2 separate regions of the Homo sapiens genome follow, and region 2 is linked to region 1. A link is an interaction called in ENCODE POLR2A ChIA-PET data of the cell type or tissue named here. Cell type or tissue: K562. All regions are shown on one strand. Each heading gives the region's core, and the rest is flanking DNA. Links, peaks and the distances in the headings are about the cores only.

What was found. ChIA-PET counts read pairs that join two places held together with the same protein. Peaks named below come from ENCODE experiments on the same cell type or tissue, not always from the same donor. Only the 100,000 strongest peaks of a DNase experiment are listed, where the experiment ranks them.
Region 2: POLR2A ChIA-PET joins it to region 1 with 5 read pairs; 11 of 35 experiments call an interaction of 5 or more read pairs at or near these places.

Annotation. Positions count from the first base shown.
Region 1 is chr22:20,968,752-20,977,145 of GRCh38, forward strand. It overlaps AIFM3 (AIF family member 3), which reads left to right. Exons shown (of 21, transcript NM_001386814.1): 3 at 4,556-4,769; 4 at 5,007-5,116; 5 at 5,312-5,421; 6 at 5,501-5,545; 7 at 5,774-5,870; 8 at 5,953-6,065; 9 at 6,941-7,027; 10 at 7,464-7,555; 11 at 7,657-7,787; 12 at 7,900-8,015; 13 at 8,116-8,187; 14 at 8,281-8,344. Among named protein-coding and RNA genes, the nearest start is that of AIFM3, 5.7 kb to the left of the region's middle. RefSeq lists a silencer at 3,157-3,348. In K562, for the core only: no CTCF peak of the experiment used is centred there; DNase peaks (open chromatin) are centred at 2,732, 3,870 and 4,973; H3K27me3 peaks cover 3,784 bases.
Region 2 is chr22:20,905,878-20,914,271 of GRCh38, forward strand. No RefSeq gene overlaps it. Among named protein-coding and RNA genes, the nearest start is that of CRKL, 7.3 kb to the right of the region's middle. RefSeq lists an enhancer at 4,098-4,277. In K562, for the core only: no CTCF peak of the experiment used is centred there; no DNase peak of the experiment used is centred there.

The DNA.
Region 1 (8,394 bases), core at 1,865-6,864:
TCAAGAGCGCAGCCAGTGCTCCACTCAACCTGCCAGGCCACGCTGCCCCAGCCAGCTCACCCCAGCCAGCTCACCCCAGCCAGCTCACCCCAGCTCCCCTTACCTGATACCCATCAGCTCCGTTACCTTGGAACTTGTGAGGCTTTTCTCCCTTTCCTGGGTCTAAGGGAGAACTTGGGCGAGGGAGGAGGGCTGTGATGACCCACCAGGCAGAGGGACCCACTTGCCTCTGCTCCAAGAAGCCACTCTTCCTCCCCCGCTCCTGTGCTGTGGACACCTAGGCCTGGGCTGGATCCCTCTCTGCCTCAAAATGTGCCTTGGGCAGATGACGTCCATTGTCTCCCCCTAGCAGTGGGTGGGATGATGCCAGCTGGCCTCATACCAGGCGTCTGTGGCACCGCTGGGCTGGCAGGAGGCCCTGGCAGAAGATGCCACCTGCAGGTTCTTTTAAAGGACCCCAAATGGCTGGCCTGCCTGGGACCCGTGGCCCCAGGACTTCCAGTGTCGGGGGTGGCCACCCTCACCAAAGGCAGTCCTAAGAACTTAGGCAAATCCAGCCCTGCCCCTTTCTGGCTGTGTGGCCTTGGGCAGGTGATTTCCCCTCTCTGAGCCTCTGCATCCTCATTGTAAAGTGGGGCTGTTGTGCCTAGCATGAGGGCCTGGCACACCAGAAGCACTTGCGGAATTTTTTTTTTTTGAGACAGAGTTCACTCCTTCTCCCATGCTGGAGTGCAGTGGCGTGATCTCGGCTCACTGCAAGCTCCGCCTCCCAGGTTCATGCCATTCTCCTGCCTCAGCCTCCCAAGTAGCTGGAACTACAGGCGCCCGCCACCACGCCCAGCTATTTTTTTGTATTTTTAGTAGAGACGGGGTTTCACCGTGTTAGCCAGGATGGTCTCTATCTCCTGACCTTGTGATCCGCCCATCTCGGCCTCCCAAGGAATATTATTTGTTATCCCTTTTCTGAGCTGGGCTCTGTGCTGCCAGGCCTCCCCTGTGGGGCTGTAGCCAGAGGCTCAGGCCCCAGGTGCCCATGCTGGGCAGGTCAGGCATGAGGCTCAGGGAATTTCCAGATATGGGAGTGACAGCATTTGGGGCCTGAGGGTTCAGCTGGGGTCTTAAGGGGCCACAAAGAGACTAGATCAAGCAGAAGACCTCTGTGCAAATCCTTCACTTTCTATCTTGCTCCACTCGATTCTGTGGCTCCGTGTGCATCAGCACCTGCTTCCTGGGTTCCCTCTGTGCTCCTGTGTGTCCTGTCTGAGTAGTTGATAAGAAGGTATCAGACCAGTCCCTCACCTAGCTCAGAGCTAGGAGGAAGTGCAGCTCTCTTAGCATCTGTTCACCTGCCTTTTATTAGGCCATAACTGATACCTAAAGGCTTTCCATCCTCACCATGGCTGCTAGGAGGCTCAGAGCTAACTGGTAAAACACTGCTGCCCAACTCCATCTATTGAGCTTCTACTCTGGGTTACATACAGTATTTCCTTCAGCATTCACTGTCACCAACGAGGTAGGCATTTGCTGTTCTCTCTGTTTTATTTTCATTTTTTGAGATGGGGTCTCATTCTGTTGCCCAGGTTGGAGTAAAGTCGCATAATCATAGCTCGCAGCAACCTAGAACTCCTGGGCTCAAGTGATCCTCCCACCTCCTGAGTAGCAGGGACTACAGGCCTGCACCACCACGACTGGCAATTTTATTTATTTTTTTAACTTTTTTATTTTTTGAGAGACAATCTCACTCCCTCACCCAGGCTGGAGTGCAATGGCTTGATCTTGGCTCACTGCAACCTCCGCCTCCCAGGTTCAAGCGATTCTCCTGCCTCAGGCTCCCAAGTAGCTGGGATTATAAGCGCATGCCATCATGCCTGGCTAATTTTTATATTTTTAGTAGAGACTGGGTTTTGCCATGTTGGCCAGGCTGGTCTCGAACTCCTGACCTCAAGTGATCTGCCTGCCTCGGCCTCTCAAAGTGCTGGGATTACAGGCATGAGCCATCATTCCCGGCCAACTGGCAATTTTTAAATTTTTTGTAGAGACTGCATCTCACCCTGTTGCCCAGGCTGGTCTTGAACTCCTGGACTCAAGCGATCCTCCTGCCTTGGCCTCCCAAAGTGTTGGGATTACAGGCATGAGCCACCACACCTGGCCTTCTCTCCATTTTATAATAAAGGCATCTTAAGGCCCAAAGGGGCTAAGGCAGGTCTTATGGGCAGCCAGAAGTCATGGAGCTGGGGCTGATCCAGTTTTGTGGGTGAGCAGAGACGCCTCTCCCCTCTACCTTTCCAAAGGGCCCCTGACTTAATGGCTTCCATTAGACTGCATCAGTGAGTGGGCTTGGAGCCTTCTGGGAGGAGGTGGAGGATGAGAGCAGCCTGGCTTGGCATTATCTGGCCCCCCTGCCAGGCTATTTGTGAGCTCCCACAGCTTCCACAGCTGGTGTCAGCTAAGTCCAAAGTATTTCTCTTTTTAATTCTTCCAAAAACATTCTAACACCATTACATAAGGTATAGAAAATGGAATGAAAGCCCCACCCATAACCCCCCACCTGATACGATGGCCTCAGTGTGGCTCTGTGCTCTGCATCCTCCCTGCTGGGCTGGGGTCAAGGAACTGACCTTTTCTTTGCCCCTGTGCCCTGCTATGCCTGGGCCTGAGCTGAGGGCTGGGACTTGGGGCTGGGGAGGGGACCTGGCCAGCGTGGAGGATTTAGCAGAGCATGAGATGATGGATGGGCTGGGCAGCCAGGAGAGGCAACTCCTGAGCCTTGTCTGGGTAGATAGGAAGGATGGCAGCCCCAGCCCAGGGGACAGCTCAGGCAAAGGCCTGGAGGTGCATCTCGGCAGCCTCTCTGGGTTCTTGGTTTCTGGAGTGTCAGTTCTGAGGTGGAAGGGATGAGAGGTAAAACCCAGAGGTGCTGGTGCCTTGGGAAGTGAGAGAGGTACCTCCTGCTCCAGCATCGGGCCCATGCTGTGCCAGGGGCTTAGTGTCCATCACTCAGCTTCCTCCCTGCAGCAGCAGCCTGGGAGGCCAGATTATTGCTGCTAAAAATTCTGTTTATTGTTCCCTTCTAATTAGAAAAATATCCCAGGCACATCACAGGGAATTTGGAAAATGTGCAAAAGTATAAAGAAGAAAATGGCAATCTCTGGCTCACTCCCCGCTAGAGCTGGCCCCGTGGGCACGCTGGGGAAGTGGCTCTGTATGGAGGCTGTGGGGGGGGGGGGCTGTGCCCCCTCTGTGCCATCCACATGCATTCCCATGCTCAGGTTCACCCCCAGGGCACACGAGGACACTGAAAACCCAGCACCTGGTTAGTGATGAAGGATTCTCAAATTGGTGAGAAGAGCTATTTTGAGAAGTTGAAATCGGGCCGGGAGTGGTGGCCCACGCCTGTAATCCCAGCATTTTGGGAGGCCGAAGCGGGTGGATCACCTGAGGTCAGGAGTTCGAGACCAGCCTGACCAACATGGAGCCCTGTCTCTACTAAAAATACAAAAATTAGTCAGGTGTGGTGGCACACGCCTGTAATCCCAGCTGCTCAAGAGGTTGAGGCAGGAGAATCGCTTGAACCTGGGAGGGGGAAGTTGCAGTGAGCCAAGATCGCACCATTGCACTCCAGCCTGGGCAACAACAGCGAAACTCCATCTCAAAAAAAAAAAAAAAAGAAGAAGTTGAAATTATGCTGTGAATTATGCTGTGTACATTTTTTTTAATTTTTGAAAAAAATTCAAATATATGGGAAAGTTGTAAGACTAGAACAATGAACCCTTGACTTCCTGTCACCCAGATTCACTGGCTGGGAACTGAGCTGCTGCCACTTTTGAATTCCTGTATGTACATGAGTCATACCCTGAGATGTCAGGGACATTGTCATTGTCCATCAGAAGATGCAGGACTGTAGGGCCTCAGGGTTCTTTCTGCCACAGAGGTTTCTGCAGCCAGGAGAACTGCAGGGTCGAAGGAACTCAGCTCTGTGTCCCCCTCACTAACACTGTAATTGAAAAAGGAGGCGGGGTGTGGTAGCTCAAGCCTGTAATCCCAGCACTTTGGGAGGCTGAGGCGGGCAGATCACTTGAGGTCAGGAGTTTGAGACCAGCCTGGCCAACATGGCAAAACCCTGTCTCTACCAACCCTGTCACGCCACACCTCTGGCGTGGTGGTATGCACATGAAGTCCCAGCTACTGGGGAGGCTGAGATGGGAGAATCACTTGAACCCAGGAGGCAGAGACTGCAGCGAGCCGAGATTGCATGACTGCACTACAGCTTGGGCGACAGAGTGAGACCCTGTCTCAAAAAAAAAAAGAAAAAAGAGACATGCAGAAACGAATTCAAGCAGACCCGGGAGCACCCCCACCCATCCATGCCCCTCCGCTGCTTCGTGCCAGGTTTAAGGCTCTTTGCTGGGCTGGTGGTGCAGAGGGAATTCTGGGGAGGTTGCCAGGCAGGGCTGAGCCTCCTGGCACCCCGAGGAGCTGGCCTCTGCACCCAGCTTGAGGGATGGGGGAGGAAGTTGGCTGAGGTGGGGGGCTCAAGGCGCTGCCTTGCCCACAGTGGAGCTCAAGATCGAGGTGGTGCTGCCTGAGAAGGAGCGAGGCAAGGAGGAGCTGTCGGCCAGTGGGAAGGGCAGCCCCCGGGCCTACCAGGGCAATGGCACGGCCCGCCACTTCCACACGGAGGAGCGCCTGTCCACCCCTCACCCCTACCCCAGCCCTCAGGATTGCGTGGAGGCTGCTGTCTGCCACGTCAAGGACCTCGAGAATGGCCAGTGGGTTCTGGGCTTGCCTGGGAGCGGGGATCAGGGGTCCCAAGGTGGGAGGGTGAGGGGGCCATAGCCGGGGGTCGGGGTTGGCCTGAAGGGGCTATGACCAGCTGCTGCCCTGGTCACTGCCTTTGTGGCTTCTACCGGTCTGGGCCTGCTCCCCAGAAGGCTGGACACTGGGAGGAGCTGCCAGGAGGTTGTGCCTGGTGTCTGGCCTGACCTCTGAGTGCTGCGGTTCCCCAGGATGCGGGAAGTGGAGCTGGGCTGGGGGAAGGTGTTGCTGGTGAAGGACAATGGGGAGTTCCACGCCCTGGGCCATAAGTGTCCGCACTACGGCGCACCCCTGGTGAAAGGTGAGCTGTCAGGTGGGAGGCGTGAGGGGGACCTTCCAGGCCCCATGCCAGCTTGGCTCCTCCCCAGACCCCAGGATCTTCATCTATTAGTGAAGTCTCCTGGGCTGTGGGGAGGGGCCCGCAGTTGCCGGGGCACTGAGATCCTTGGGAAGCAACCCCTGCTGGTGGGCGCAGCCTAACACCTCCCCTTCCCAGGCGTTCTGTCCCGTGGTCGGGTGCGCTGCCCCTGGCACGGCGCCTGCTTCAACATCAGCACTGGGGACCTGGAGGACTTCCCTGGCCTGGACAGTCTACACAAGTTCCAGGTGGGGCCAGGAGTGCGATGGGGTGGGAACCTGGGGGTGTGGGGTTCGGGGCTGGTCCTGAGCAATGCAGCCCTTGCAGGTGAAGATTGAGAAGGAGAAGGTGTACGTCCGGGCCAGCAAGCAGGTGAGGGGATAGCTCGGGGCTCAGGCAGAAGGGAGGAGCCGGGAGGGCATCTTGGCCCAGAGAATGCCATGTGCAAAGCCCTGTGGTGGGAGGAGCTTGGCACGTGTCACTGGAGCAGAGTGAGGGGTTGCGGTAGGGATGAGGCTGGGCTGGAGCGCCAGGACCTGCCTGCCAGGATGATGGCATGCAGAGGATGGCAGTGACCCTCCACCCTCCTGGCACCCACAGGCCCTACAGCTGCAGCGAAGGACCAAGGTGATGGCCAAGTGTATCTCTCCAAGTGCTGGGTACAGCAGTAGCACCAATGTGCTCATTGTGGGTGCAGGTTGGTAGTGGGGTCATGAGGGGCAGGGTGGGAGATGGGATTGGTGAGAAGTGGTTCCTGGCCCACGGGCCCCTCCCCTCAGGTGCAGCTGGCCTGGTGTGTGCAGAGACACTGCGGCAGGAGGGCTTCTCCGACCGGATCGTCCTGTGCACGCTAGACCGGCACCTTCCCTACGACCGTCCCAAGCTCAGCAAGGTACAGGGGGTGGGGCAAGTAGGGACCCTATCCCTCTGGGTCCCAGTTAAGCCCACTTCAAGCCTTGCTTGTCACCCCATTGGGGTCTGGCCGGCTGCCCTCCCTGCTTATGCCAGGCCTGTCCGTGGTACCCCCAAAAGATCTAGATTTGTTGTTGTTGTTTTGAGACAGGGTCTCACTCTGTCGCCCAGGCTGGGATGCAGTGGCGCCTTCTCGGCTCACTGCAACTTCCACCTCCTGGGTTCAAGCGATTCTCATGCTTCAGCCTTCCGAGTAGCTGGGATTACAGGTGTGCACCACCACCATGCCTGGCTAATTTTTTGTATTTTTAGTAGAGATGGGGTTTCACCATGTTGCCCAGACCAGTCTTGAACTCCTGAGCTCAGCCCATCCGCCCACCTCAGCCTCCCAAGGTGCTAGGATTACAGGTGTGAGCCACTGCACCTGGCTTTTCTTTTTTTGAGACAGAGTCTTGCTCTGTCACTCAGGCTGGAGAGCAGTGCCTGTCTCACGGCTCACTGCAGCGTCGACCTCCACCTCCCGGGCTCAAACGATCCTCCCACCTCTGCCTCCCGGGTAGCTAGGACTACAGGCGCGCACCACCATGCCTGGCTAATATTTTGTATTTTTTGTAGAAATGAGGTCATTTTTGTCATGCTGCCCAGGCTGGTCTTGAACTCCTGGTTCAAGCGATCCTCCTGTCTCAGCCTCCCAAAGTGTTGGGATCACAGGCATGAGTCACTGCGCCTGGCCAGATCTGGGTTTGCTGAGTTCTGTCCTGCAGCCCCTATGTGACTGGGGCTGGCCCCACCTTCCCTGGGCCCCAGTGTCTTCTGCTGTAAACTGGCTCCTCTCAAGCTGGCTCTCCCCTGCAGTCCCTGGACACACAGCCTGAGCAGCTGGCCCTGAGGCCCAAGGAGTTTTTCCGAGCCTATGGCATCGAGGTGCTCACCGAGGCTCAGGTACAGGGTCAAGGGTGGGAAACAGGCCCGAGGAGGGAAGGTGGGAACCGTGAGGTTGTGTGGGCCCCTGGGGTGGGGTCTTGGTGCTCTACCTTCCTGGCCCCACAGCCCAGGCACCTGGGAGGTGCTCCAGGCTTGGGAGACAGCAAGGAGCTTTTTCCTGATGGGTCATAGGCACACACAGAGCCCCACGGTGTGTGGAGATGAACGATCAGGGCTGGATAGGAGATACTGGTGGGACTTGGGAGGGTAAGGAGAGGTTTGAGGGGAAGGTGATGTCTGAAGCGTAAAGAATGAAGCCCAGGTGGCAGGATCTGTTTTAATGGGAGCTTCTCAGAGGCTGTGGCTGGGCTGTGGGTGTACTGCAGGACCGGGGAGTGGGCGGCGAGGCCCAGCCCCATGCCCAAGCTCATGCTCTGCCTGGTGGGGATTGCAGGTGGTCACAGTGGACGTGAGAACTAAGAAGGTCGTGTTCAAGGATGGCTTCAAGCTGGAGTACAGCAAGCTGCTGCTGGCACCAGGGAGCAGGTGGGAGGGTCTCCTTTTTACCCATCGGACACTAGGCAGGGCACTGGCCTGGACGGGGCTGGGGCTGCCAGGAGGCCCTCACTGACACGGCCATGTCTCAGCCCCAAGACTCTGAGCTGCAAAGGCAAAGAAGTGGAGAACGTGTTCACTATCCGGACGCCAGAGGATGCCAATCGCGTGGTGAGGCTGGCCCGAGGCCGCAACGTGGTCGTCGTGGGAGCCGGCTTCCTGGGTGAGAGGTAGTGGGCAGTGGAGATGGTGGTCAGGTCGTCATGGCCAGTCCCAGGGAAGTTCTGGTCGAGGAAGGTGCAGGTGCCAGCCTGCCACCCCCTGCCCATCACCAGGGATGGAGGTGGCCGCTTACCTGACGGAGAAGGCCCACTCTGTGTCTGTGGTGGAGCTGGAGGAGACGCCCTTCAGGAGGTTCCTGGGGGAGCGCGTGGGTCGTGCCCTCATGAAGGTGAGCCCACCCCAGCACCCAGTGCCTTGGAGCCCTGGGGCCCAGCCCGGCCCCTGGCTGGGCTCTCATCCACCGCCCACCTGCCCACTTGCCCTGACAGATGTTTGAGAACAACCGGGTGAAGTTCTACATGCAGACGGAGGTGTCTGAGCTGCGGGGCCAGGAGGGAAAGGTGGGCCCTTCTCCCTTCTCCCTGCTGCTTTCTGTCCTCTGTCCCCTGAGCCTGGGAGCTGGGTCCACCTGTTTATCCACCCACTCCCCACAGCTGAAGGAGGTTGTGCTGAAGAGCAGCAAGGTCGTGCGGGCTGACGTCTGCGTGGTGGGCATTGGTGAGTTGGTGTGTGGGCAGGCAGGCACAAAGCAGCCCAGCCGTCTGCAC
Region 2 (8,394 bases), core at 1,113-6,112, 64 kb before region 1:
TATCCAGTTCTCCTCTACTTCTGAGAATATGGACTATACAATTTCCTGCACCCCCTGAATTTAGGCTTAGCATGTGACTCATTCTGGCCCATAAAATGTGAGCAGAATTAACATATTTTCCTCTGGGCTGAAGGATTTAATAGCTGGTGCTATTAATCAAACTATGGGGATTCTCCAGTTCTGTTCCCCAATTCAGCTACTAAGTGAGAAGGTGAAGTGTTCCATTTGGTGCAGCCTCAGGATGGGGGAGTTTCACCACCCTGGATCTGAGCCGCTGCACCGAGGAACATTGCCCTGTGTCAGAAATAGTTAAGCCACTGCTGCATAATCCCAGCCCATTGTGACACACGCTGTTGATGAAGCTGTGAGTAAACAGGTATTCTCCTATATTGCTGCAATAGTACCAAATGCTAAAAGCATCATGGAGGGCAATTTGACCATAGCTATAGATGCACATTTATCATTTAATCTATCATTTAATTCCACTTCTGGGAATTCATCCTACAGAAATGCCTGCATACATATGAAATGATGTATGCACAAAGTTATACATTATGGCATTGTTTGTAACGAGAGTTTGGAAATAAATATCTAAGTATGGAGACTGGTTAAATAGACTATGGTCTATCTTCACAATGGAATAGTATGCAAATATAAAAACAAACAAACAAACAACAAGGAAACTCTCAAAATGCTGATGTGGAAATTATTCCAGGATATATTGTTAGATTTTTAAAAAGCAAGACGCAGAAGAGTGGATATGTTTCCTTTAGTGTAAGAAAGGGGGAAAATAAAAATATTCTTACATAAACATTTGTGTGATACACAAGAGATGAATAGAAGTAGTTAACTATAGGGTCCTCCAAGTCGGATGGGATGGGAGCAGGACTTCTCAATAAATACCATTTGTATCACTTTATATTTGAACCATTTTAATACATTATTTTTTTTTAATATAGTACTCAGGTCTCCCTGCAAGCCAAATAAATAAATCAGTCTTCTGGGATCAGGACTGGGCTTTTTGTTGTTGTTGTTTTTTTATGCTATGCAGGTGATCAAATGTTCAGTCAGCACTGAGAATCGGTGTTTTAAGCTTCAGTCTCAGATGAAACACGATATCTGAGAGGCAGTTTTTGTGTTGTGGGTATGGGTAGTATTTGGCCTTTGCTCTGTGTTCTAGAACCTAACTCTGATGGCTCAAGTAACCCTTCTGGTTGGAATACTATAACTAGATGAGGGAGCTCCATCTGGCACAGATGTTGACAGTGCTGTGGGATATGCCCGGATCATGTGCCAGGCTATCTGGAACTGAATACTCTGAACTAGAGAATTGGGCTAGACACAGAGATGAAGTAAGATGCAAACCAATATTGAATTTATCAAGGCTGTGTGGTTATAATCAGGGGTCTTTTTTAGGGGAAGACATCTATTAGAAGTTGTGGTAGTAGGTTGGGCACGGTGGCTCACGCCTGTAATCCTAGCACTTTGGGAGGCCAAGGCGGGCAGATCACGAGGTCAGGAGTTTGAGACCAGCTTGACCAACATGGTCAAACCCTGTCTCTACTAAAAATACAAATATTAGCCAGGCGTGGTGGCAGGCGCCTGTAATCCCAGCTACTCAGGAGGCTGAGGCAGGAGAATCGCTTGAGCATGGGAGGCGGAGGTTGCAGTGAGCCAAGATTGCGCCACTGCACTCCAGCCTCGGCGACAGGGCAAGACTCCGTCTCAAAAAAACAAAAAAGAATTTGTGGTAGTGACCTTAAAAAAGTTCTGGGTCACACTGGGAGCAACACAAAAGGCACACATTCAATATAGAAGATTTTTGACCTAAAGTTGGCAAACAATGGCCCATGGGCCAAATCTTGCCCATCAACTCTACCTTTATGGCTTGTGGGCAAAGAGTGTTTTTTTGTTTGTTTGTTTGTTTTGAGATGGAGTTTTGCTCTTGTTGCCCAGGCTGGAGTGCAATGGCACGATCTTGGCTCACCGCAACCTCTGCCTCCCGGGTTCAAGCAATTTTCCTGCCTCAGCCTCCCAAGTAGCTGGGATTACAGGCATGTGCCACCACGCCTGGCTACTTTTGTATTTTTAGTAGAGACAGGGTTTCTCCATGTTGATCAAGCTGGTCTCACCTCAGGTGATCCACCCACCTCAGCCTCCCAAAGTGTTGGGCGTGAGCCACCGCACCCAGTCAAGAGTGGTTTTTACATCTTTAAACGGTTGGGGGGAAAATCAAAAGAATATCTCATGATACATGAAGATTATGTGAAATTCAAATTTCAGGGCCCATAAATAAAGTTTTCCTGGAATATAGCTGTACCTAAACCTATTGGGACAAAGTCACATACAGTGTGGCTGCTTTCCCACTACAATGGCAGAGTTGAGTAGTTGTGGCAGACACGTACCTGGCACTCTCATCCCTTTGTGCTGCTGCTCAGTGCACTACAAGTTGGAGTGCTGCAATTATAATTCAGCAGTATTTTGGCCAGGCGTGGTGGCACACGCCTGTAATCCCAGCACTTTGGGAGGCTGAGGTGGGCAGATCACAAGGTCAGGAGTTCGAGACCAGCCTGATCAACATGGTGAAACCCCATCTCTACTAAAAATACAAAAATTAGCCAGGTGTGGTGGTGGGTGCCTGTAGTCCCAGCTACTCAGGAGGCCGAGGTAGAGGAATCACTTGAACCTGGGAGGCGGAGGTTGCCGTGAGCCGAGATCATGCCACTGCACTCCAGCCTGGCGACAGAGCAAGACTCCTTCTCAAAAAAAAAAAAAAAAAAAATTGCCAATGCACGTTCTTGTATCAAAAGAAGAAAAGTATAATTTTCTTTTTTTGAGACAGGGTCTCGCTGTCTCAATGCCCAAGCTGGAGTGCCGTGGTGTTTAATCACAGCTAACTGCAGCCTTGACCTCCTGGGCTCAAGCAATTCTCCTACCTCAGCCTCCTGAGTAGCTGGGGCCACTATGCACAGCTAATTTTTAAAAATTTTTTGTGGAAATGGGGTCTTGCTATGTTGCCCAGGCTGGTCTCAAACTCCTGACCTCAAGTGATCCTCCTGCCCCAGCCTCCCAAAGTGCTGCGATTACAGGCATGAGCCACCACACCAGGCCAGAAAAGTAGACTTTGGATGTCACACTTTCAAGGCAAAGTGTAGATTATTTTGTTACTGTATACAATTGCAAGGTCGGGGGCGCAGTGGCTCACACCTGTAATCCCAGCTACTTGGGAGGCTGAGGCAGAAGAATCACTTGAACCCGGGAGACGGAGGTTGCAGTAAGCCGAGATTGCACCACTGCACTCCAGCCTGGGTGACAAGAGTAAAACTGTCTCAAAAAAAAAAAAAGCATACAATTGCGAAGTATTGTGTTTATTATGCAGTGACACCGTATCTGTGCTAAAAGAATAAAATGTATGTTAACTTAGACTAAGCAGTCATCACAGTATTACCAATTTATAGGAAAGCAACAGTCAGAAAAATTGGAAAATTTTGGCTAGGTGCTGTGGCTCATGCCTGTAATCCCAACACTTTGGGAGGCTGAGGCAGGAGAACTGCTTGAGCCCAGGAATTTGAGACCATCCTGGGTAACACAGCAAGACCTCATCACTACCAAAAAAAAAAAAAAATTGGCCAGGAGTGGTGGCATGTGCCTGTGCTCCCAGCTGCTTGGGAAGCTGAGGTGGGAAGACTGCCTCAGCCCAGGAAGTCGTGGCTGCAGTGAGCTGTGATCATGCCACCGCACTCCAGCCTGGGTGACAAAGCAAAACCCGTCTCAGAAAAAGGAAAAAAAAAAAAAAAGAAAGAAATAAAGAAAAAAAATAGGAAAATTTCAAATGGAACATCTTATCAGAATTTCTGCACAAAAATGAAAAATGAGGCTGGGTGTGGTAGCTCATGCTTATAATCCCAACACTTTGGGAGGCCAAGGTGGGAGGATCACTTGAGCCCAGGAGTTTGAGACCAGACTGGGCAACATAGCAAGACCCTGCCTGTACAAAAAAAAATTTTTTAATTAGGCAGGTGTGGTGGCACATGCCTATAGTACCAGCTACTTGGGAGGCTGAGGTGGGAGAATCACTTGAGCCCTGGAGGTAGAGGCTGCAGTGAGCTGTGATCATGCCACTGCACTCCAACTTGGGTGCCAGAGTGAAACCCTGTTTCAAAAAAAAAAAAGAAAAGAAAAAATGAAAATGAAACTGCAAAAGTAAGTTTCCAAGGGGCTTATGTGTTAGCCAAAGAAAGCTGCTTACTGGCGGTGAGTTCATTAAATTGTGTTTGTCGTAGCAGAAGAAAAGTGTCCAAAGAAAAATGATTTTGAATGATTTTCCTTGATTATCAACGACTTGATAGATGTTACCATTAGTGCTCAATTGTTGTTTATTTGAGGTGCCAATGCTGAATATAAAATCACTGACAAATACATTTCTCTTGAATAGTGTGCATGGAATAACTATAGGCAATATTCTGAAAAGTTGGCCGGGTATGGTGGCTCATGCTTGTAATCCTAACACTTTGGGAGGCCAAGGACAGCAGACTGCTTGAGCCCAGGAATTCGAGACCAGCCTGGGCAACACAGTGGGCCCTCATCTCTAATAGACTTAACCTCTGCCAGGCACAGTGGCTCATGCCTGTAATCCAGCACTTTTGGAGGCTGACGCAGGCAGATCACCTGAGGTCGGGAGTTCGAGACCAGCCTGGCCAACAGGGTGAAACGCTGTCTCTACTACAAATGCAAAAATTAGCCAGACGTGTTGGCACACACCTGTCATTCCAGCTGCTCGGGAAGCTGAGGCATGAGAGTCGCTTGAGCCTGGGAGGCAGAGGTTGCACTGAGCCAAGATCATGCCACTGCACTCCAGCCTGGGTGACAGAGTGAGACTCTGTCTCAAAAATAAATAAATAGGCCGGGTGTGGTGGCTCACACCTGTAATCCCAGCACTTTGGGAGGCCGAGGCAGGCGGATCACCTGAGGTCAGGAGTTCAAGACCAGCCTGCCCAACATGGTGAAACCCAGTGTCTACAAAAATACAAAAATTAGCCATGCATGTTGGCGCGCGCCTGTAATCCCAGCTACTCAGGAGGCTGAGGCAGGAAAATCACTTGAACCCAGGAGGCAGAGGTTGCAGTGAGCCGAGATCATGCCATTGCACTCTAGCCTGGGCGACAGAGCGAGACTCCATCTCAAAAAAACAAACAAACAATAACAAAATAAATAAATAAAAGACTTGAACTCAGACCAGACGTGATGACCAGCTGAATTTAAGCATATTAGTCAGCAGAGGAAAAGAAACTAACCAGGATTCCCTCAGTAATGGCAAGTGAACAGGTAAGAGCCCAGCACCAAATGCCTGCCTTGCAGAGTTTTTACATATATATGTGTGTGTGTGTGTGTGCATTATATATATACGTATTCTTTTTAAGTTGAGAAAACAATAATTCAGTATAACCCAAAGTGGAATCTGCTAAAATGGGTAACAAGTGATGGTGGTAATCATGTATGAAGCAGAAAAAGGCTTAGTTGAGCAAATTTATAAAGCCCTGGAAAATATAAGGTGTTTAGAGCCTATGGTTATTTATGACATTATTCATCTGAAACTAATCCATGATAAAAATATATATATATTTTTGAGACAGAGTCTCTCTCAGTCACCCAGGCTGGCGTGCAGTGGCGCAATCTCAGTTCACTGCAACCTCTGCCTCCCAGGTTCAAGTGATTCTCCTGCCTCAGCCCCCTGAGTAGCTGGGACTACAGGCGCACGCCACCATGCCTCGCTAATTTTTCTATTTTTAGTAGAGATGGGGTTTCACCACGCTGGTCTCAAACTCCTGACCTCAGGTGAGCTGCCTGCCTTGGCCTCCCAAAGTGCTGGGATTACAGGTGTGAGCCACCACACCCAGCCCTTTTTTTTTTTTTTTTTGAGACACAGTCTCACTGTGTCACCCAGGCTAGAATACAGTGGCATGATCTGGGGCTCACTGCAGCTTCAACCTCCTAGGCTCAAGCACTCCTCCTGACTCAGACTTCCAAAGTGTTGTGTTTACAGGCATGAGCCACCACACGTGGCAACTGTAGCTATTATTTTTTGATACGGAGTCTCACTCTGTCACCAAGGCTGGAGTGCATTGGTGCGATCTCGGCTCACTGCAACCTCCACCTCCTGGGCTCAAGCGATTCTCCTGCCTCAGCCTTCCCAGTAGCTGGGACTACAGGCATGTGCCACCATGCCTGGTCTTTAGTAGAGACGGGGTTTCACCATGTTGGCCAGGCTGGTCTTGAACTCCTGACCTCAGCTGATCTGCCTATCTCGGCCTCCCAAAGTGTTGGGATTACAGGCATGAGCCACCGCAGCTGGTCTGGCGATTGTAATTATTTTAGAAGACAAGAGTTTAAGTATAATACCATCTAGAAACCCTGGGAATATGCAAGCTAAGGAAGAATCAAAATCTATATGTTACAGCTTTTTTTTTTTTTTTTTTGAGACGGAGTCTGGCTCTATCGCCCAGGCTGGAGTGCAGTGGTGCAATCTCGGCTCACTGCAAGCTCCGCCTCCCGGGTTCACGCCATTCTCCTGCCTCAGCCTCCCGAGTAGCGGGGACTACAGGCGCCTGCCACCATGCCCGGCTAATTTTTTGTATTTTTAGTAGAGATGGGTTTTCACCATGTTAGCCAGGATAGTCTTGATCTCCTTACATCGTGATCCACCCACCTCGGCCTCCAAAAGTGCTGGGATTACAGGCATGAGCCACTGCGCCCGGCCTATTACAGCTTTTTTAATGGTTTCTTTCTGTTTCTCTACTCATTGCTGTTTTGCTATCTCAGCATTTAGTAACTTTTTTTGGAATGTTTTTGACAGGGTCTTGCTCTGTTGCCTAGGCTGAGGTGCAGTGGCACAATCAAGGCTTACTGCAGCCTCGACCTCCTGGGCTCAGATGATCCCCCAACCTCAGCCTCCTGAGTAGCTGGGACTTGAACACCTGGGCTCAAGTGATCTACCCACCTTGGCCTCCCAAAGTGCTGGGATTACAGGCATGAGCCAACATGCCCAGCCTGGAAAGTTTATTTTATGCTTGTCTCAACTGTGCTAAGGAAAAATAAAGGAAAGTATCTTTTACAAAAATTTTATTATGACAAATTCCAAACATACATAAAAGTATTATAGAATATAATTAACCCTACCCTCGCATCATGTCACCTGGTTTCAATAATTATCAATCTCACATGGCCATTCTTGTTTCACTTTTATCTAACCCACACCTTATTCCCCTCTGGAGTATTTAGAAGCAAAATGAGAGATATTTGGTTCTTTTTTTTTTTTTTTTTTTGAGATGGTGTCTCACTCTGTCTCCCAGGCTGGAGGGTAGTGGCACAATCTTGGCTCACTGCAACCTCCGCCTCCCAGGTTCAAGCTATTCTCCTGTCTCAGCCTCCTAAGTAGCTGGGACTACAGGTGAGCGCCACCATGCTCAGCTAATTTTGGTATTTTTAGTAGAGACAGGGTTTCACTATGTTGGCCAGACTGGTCTTGAACTCCTCACCTCAAGTGATCTGCCCACCTCAGCCTTGCAAAGTGCTGGGATTACAGGTGTGAACCACTGTGCCCGGACTTTACTTTTTTCTAAAAAGAGAGTTTATTTAAGGAAAATAGAGAGCAGAGAGTTTATTTTTACAATGTTTTTACATTGACTGGGTGCCGTGGCTCACTCCTGTAATCCCAGCACTTTGGGAGGCCAAGGTGGGCGGGTTGCGAGGTCAGGAGTTCAAGACCAGCCTGGCCAATATGTTGAAACCTGGTCTCTACTAAAAAATACAAAAATTAGCCAGGTGTTGTGGCATGCGCCTGTAGTCCCAGCTACTCAGGAGGCTGAGGCAGGAAGAATCACTTGAACCAGGGAGGCGGAGGTTGCAGTGAGCCGAGATCACGCCACTGCACTCTAGCCTGAGCAACAGAGTGAGACTCTGTCTCGAAAAAAAGAATGTTTTTACTTTTTTTAAAATAGAGATGGGGTTTTGCAATGTTGTCCAGGCTGGTCTCTAACTCCTGGCCTCAAAGGATCCACCTGCTTCACCTTCCCAAAATGCTGGGATTACAGGTGTGAGCCACTGCACCTGGCCAAGAGCAGATAGTTTATATAGACAGATAGTACACCCTGAAAAGATGAGGCAAAGAGGGCTGAGGCAAAGAGGGCTGCTGAAAAGGGAGTGAGCCAGCAGCTAATGTTCAATTATCATTTTTCTCTGGCTTCCTCCCATCTTTATCCATCTACATTCAAAAACCATACATTAAGTATGTATCGGCTGGGCGTGGTGGCTCACACCTGTAATCCGAGCACTTTGGGAGGCCAAGGCGGGCAGATTATGAGGTCAGGAGTTCGAGACCAGCCTGGCTAACATGGT